Linked DNA regions of Homo sapiens: region 2 is linked to region 1. Evidence: read pairs that join two places in POLR2A ChIA-PET (ENCODE). Cell type or tissue: MCF 10A. All regions are shown on one strand.

Evidence for each region. ChIA-PET counts read pairs that join two places held together with the same protein. Peaks named below come from ENCODE experiments on the same cell type or tissue, not always from the same donor. Only the 100,000 strongest peaks of a DNase experiment are listed, where the experiment ranks them.
Region 2: POLR2A ChIA-PET joins it to region 1 with 8 read pairs; 2 of 35 experiments call an interaction of 5 or more read pairs at or near these places.

The regions. Positions count from the first base shown.
Region 1 is chr1:200,223,412-200,225,911 of GRCh38, forward strand. No RefSeq gene overlaps it. Among named protein-coding and RNA genes, the nearest start is that of LINC00862, 150 kb to the right of the region's middle. RefSeq lists an enhancer at 895-1,413. In MCF 10A, no CTCF peak of the experiment used is centred here; a DNase peak (open chromatin) is centred at 1,110.
Region 2 is chr1:200,482,193-200,484,692 of GRCh38, forward strand. LOC124900414 (a long non-coding RNA gene) reads right to left here and starts at 1,314. Exons shown (of 3, transcript XR_007066784.1): 1 at 910-1,314. In MCF 10A, no CTCF peak of the experiment used is centred here; a DNase peak (open chromatin) is centred at 1,459.

The sequences.
Region 1 (2,500 bases):
AGGAACATGAGGGGCAGGGTCCAAACTTTCCACTGGTAGTTGTAGGAGAAAGACAATAAACAGATAGATAAACTATCAAATATTAGGGAGTGAGAAGACGAGAACAGCAGGGAATGTGGTCAAGAGTGAACAGGTGATCTGGGACAGCCTCTCTGAAAAAGTGGCATTTCAGTGGCACCTGAGTGACAAGAAAGAAACAACCACACAAAGCTGGTCAATTTCATAGATTAGTGCAAAAGTCCGTTGATTTGTGCAAAAGCAACGAGCCTGTTCAAGGAGCAGAAAGAAGACCAGTGAAGCCCCACAAGAAAGTCCAGGCTTTGGAGGCCAGGGTAATGAGTTTGGATTTTATTCTAAGTGCAGTGGGAAGTTTCTGAAAAGAACTAGGGAAAAATGATGACATGACATTTTACATTTTTAAGTAATCACTCTGGCTACTGTGTAGAGGATGGATTTGTAGTGGGAGCAAGAGTGGAAGCAAGGAAGCTAGGGAGGAGGCCTTTCAATTGAACAATAGGGGAGCTTGGGGCAAAGCTATGCTTTTGGTCACCAGCAGAGTCCCCCCTACGCGGGGCCACTCCTCCCTCAACCACTGTTTAGGCATTTGGTAGGACCCTGAGAAAATACAAAAAACAACTGCCAAATACCTGTCTAGCATTGCCTATGTTTTTCCAGATCTATTTTTCCAAGTATCTTCTCTGCATATTGTATACCTAAAAGGATGGAGGATGAGGGAGGGTATGGGAGAAGACAGGAAGCCAGCTCACTCCCAAGTTTTTCTTTAAAGATAGAAAAAATAATTCCTAAATTGGGGGCACAAAATTAGAATGACCCCACCCAACCCAGCTCTAGAGTTAGGCAGACATAGACTCAAGTCCTGGCTCCACTAGTTATCAGCTATGAGACCTCACTTTACTTCTCTGCACCTCAGCTTCCTGATCTCTAAAATTGAGTTTGTTTATAGTATTTCAGTGGGGATTTAATGAAATCATGCAAGTAAACCACATTGTTTGTTGCTAGGTAAAACATAGGCATGTTCTTCTTCCCCCGCGTGAAAACTTGGCCCCAGGCACAGGTTGCTAATGCAGTCACAGCAGACGTCTTTGTTGCCCTTCACTGTGATTCAACCCCACCATTCTTGAGCAAGTCTTTGAAGCCCATCCAATCTTAACAGAACTGCTTTTGTGGGTGAGACATCTCTAAGAAGTTCAATTGTGTTTTGGACCAAAATCATTTGCCATTCTTCTGTTCCTAACACACGGGTCTCTGTGTGTTGATCTAACAAATTGGTAGTGTTTTGAGTAATACATCATGAGGCCAATGGCACCTTAACGATGTATTACATTAATATATCATCAAAGCCATGGCATTGTTATGATATATTACTTTAATACATCATTGGAGTGCCACAGCTTTAATGATGTATTACTCAAGACCATAGCAACAGCTAGAAAGATCAAGATAAGTTTTGTATTTTTAAAACTTATTCTCAGTAAATATAATTTTTTTTTAAGTTTCCACAATAAAATATGTGTTCAAACGAAATACGAGGATGCAAGGCCTCTGATAAGTAAGCAACGAGATGCTTCCTTGGTCATCCTCCTCCCACTGTCTACTACGTACCTGGCTCCTAAGTTCATTTTAAACCACTTTATCCAAATCTCCTAAAAGTAATATTGCTACTGAATTTATGATTCTATAAGTATCCCAGGGATCTCCAATTTAATGTTACAGCTGCACATTTATAGAGCAGTTGTTTTTCCAATGGTAGCTTAAGCATTTTCTACCCACCTTTCCAAAGGATTCTACACTGTCCAGGCCAAAATGTCCTTCAAGAAACTCTTGGGCAAGTTTGATTTTTTGTATAAGATGTCTGAATCCCCTGTATCTCTAACTTCTCCTCCTTGTTGGCATATCAGTGTGTGTGTGAGAGAGAGAGTGTGTGTGTGTGTTGTATATAACATTGTATGTCCTCTCTGAGAGATTTCCAATATGTAAGACGGATTTAGAGATAGACCTAAATCTCAGATCTTCCATGTAACAGCCTTAAGCATTCACTATTTTTAGCATAATGAAAGTTGACCAAGAAATTGGATTACTGGAGTTGCACCAATTGCAACAGTATCAGTATCAATAAAAACAGGAAAATGTTTTAGTCCGTATCCTCATGACAAATCTTGACTGTCTAACAAGAGTTCCACTCACTTGAAAATGGTTTGAAGAGCAATCACATGCTTCCTGTGTGCGTGTGCATGCACACACACACACAAAATGGGAGAACAAGACATTGGGGCCAGAGATCTGACCTCAAAGCAAGCCTTCTTAAGAAGGCCCTAATATTCTAATACTCACACTCCCTTGAATTCAATTGTTAAAATTTAATTTTCCAGCCTGGGCACCACGGCAAAACCTCTTCTCTACGAAAAATACAAAAATTAGCCAGGCATGGTGGCGCATGCCTGTAGTCCCAGCTACTTGGGAGGCTGAGGCAGGAGGATCA
Region 2 (2,500 bases), 260 kb after region 1:
TACTGCTCAGGTGACAGGTGCAGCAAAATCTCAGAAATCACCACTAAAGAACTGATCCATGGAACAAAAAAATCACCTGTTCCCCAAAAACTATTGAAAATTAAAAAAAAAAATTAAGCAACCGAATAGGAATGCTCCACTGATTGTAGATATTTTCTTTCTTTCTTTCTTTTTTTTTTTTTTTTTTGAGATGGAGTTTCACTCTTGTCGCCCAGATTGGAATGCAGGGGCACGATCTCAGCTCACCACAACCTTCGCCTCCCAGGTTCAAGCGATTCTCCTGCCTCAGCCTCCCGAGTAGCTGGGATTACAGGCATGTGCCACTACGTCTGGCTAATTTTGTATTAGTAGAGATGGGGTTTCTCCATGTTGGTCAGGCTGGTGTCGAACTCCCGACCTCAGGTGATCCGCCCACCTCGGCCTCCCAAAAGTGCTGGGATTACAGGCACGAGCCACCGCGCACGGCCTTTTTTTTTTTTTTTTTTTTTTTTTTTTTTTTTTTTTTTGAGTTGGAGTTTCGATCTTGTTGCCCAGGCTGAAGTGCAATGGCGCGATCTCAGCTAACGGCAGCCTCCGCCTCCTGGGTTCAAGCAATTATCCAGCCTCAGCTTCCCGAGCAGCTAGGATTACAGGCACCTGCCACCACACCCAGCTAAAAAAAATTTTTTTAAGAGACGTGGTCTCGCTATGTTGCCCAGGTTGGTCTCAAACTCCTAGGCTCAAGCGATCCGCCCACCTCAGCCTCCAAAGTGCTGGGATTACAGCCATGAGCCACCGCGCCCAGCCTCTGTTTGTAGATATTTTAATTAGAGAAAAATATAAAATTTCAAGCCCATCAACCAGTTCTGCTCTATAATAATCAAAAACTATCTTTGCAATAAAAAAAGTTATAAAAAAAAAAGTACTTACCCCTAGAATCACTCTCAAATGTAAGATCAGGGAACTCCCTCTAGACTCAAGGGTGCCTGAGAGGCCACGTGGTTTTTAGACTCTCCTGGTTCAGCTTCACCACCTGATGCTCTTCCCTTCCACCTAGAGCTTTTCGCAGCCCACAAAAGATGTGCTCCATGATTCCAAAACAGAAAGGCTTCTGGTTAGGAGAGAACACTAAGGCAGCAAAGTAAGCCCTCAATCAAAATCCCTCATTCACTAGCACTCTTTAGAAGTAGAAATCATTGGGACGCCCAAATGCTTCTGAAAAAGTTCTGTGGTGCATCCAAAGATCATCCCAGTAGTTTGTTTGCCTTAAAAGTATTTGTTAAAACATAAAAACTGTATGTCTACGTAAGTGATTTTCAATCCTAGCTGCATATTAAAAATCCCTGAAGAGCCTTTAGAATAGGCCAGCCTTCAGGCTCCACCCCATTCCAAGTCCATCAGAATCTCTGGCATGAGGTCCTGGCATCGGTAGTATTTAAAAGCTCCCAGGTGATTCTTATGTGCGTCAGGGTGGAGGGGCACTGCTGTATGTGAAGTGAGTCATTTTCCTATCTGCCCTTCACCGCAGGACATGAGTAATCCTGTGAACCAGCCACAGCTGATGACAGTGTTCAGCATTCTACATGGAGCTCAAATCCCCCAACCCCTCCTTTTAAGCGCTTGAAAGAATTGCTCAGAAAACTTATACTACAAATATATTTTAAAATTTAGGGCTTAGGAGTGGACTGCCCCCAGTAGCTCAACGTTTTATTACTCCTGCCTTAGTCACCCATTTCTTCTTTCTCTCTGCCTTGCTCTTTCTCTTCTCCTCCCCCTGCTGTCCCTCCCACTCTCTTCCATCAACCTGCCCTTAGCACTGTAGGCAGGCTGCCCACCTGGAGGCTCCAGGCTGCAGAGATCAGCCCTTAGGAGAAGGTCTGGATAAAAAGTGGAACTTGTGGAAAGGGCATATCATTTATAAAATTTCTTGCTTTACTGCAAAAATGTGTGCTTCACTGCTTTGGAAAACAGTCTGGCAGTTCTTCAAAAGGTAAAACATGGAGCCAGGCATGGTGGCTTACGCCTACGATCCCAGCACTTTGGAAGGCTGAGGCAAGGGATTGCTTGGGAGTTGGGAGTTGCAGTGAGCTATGAGTTTGGGTGCAGTGGGTACAACGTATGCCTGCTCGGGGAACAGGTGCACTAAAACATCAGAAATCATCGCTAAAGAACATACCCACACAACAAAAAAATCACCTGCTCCCCAAAAACAATTGAAAACATAAAATAAAAAATATAGCAACCCAATAGGTATACTCCACTGATTGTTTGTAGATATTTTGTTTTTGTTTTTGTTTTTGTTTTTTTGAGATGGAGTCTCCCTCTGTCATCCAGGCTGGAGTGCAGTGGCATGATCTCGGCTCACTGCAACCTCTGCCTCCCAGGTTCAAGCGATTCTCCTGCCTCAGACTCCAGAATAGTTGGGACTACAGGCACGTGCCAACACGCCCGGCTAATTTTGTATTTTTAATAGAGACAGGGTTTCACCGTATTGGCCAAGCTGGTCTCAAAGTCCTAACCT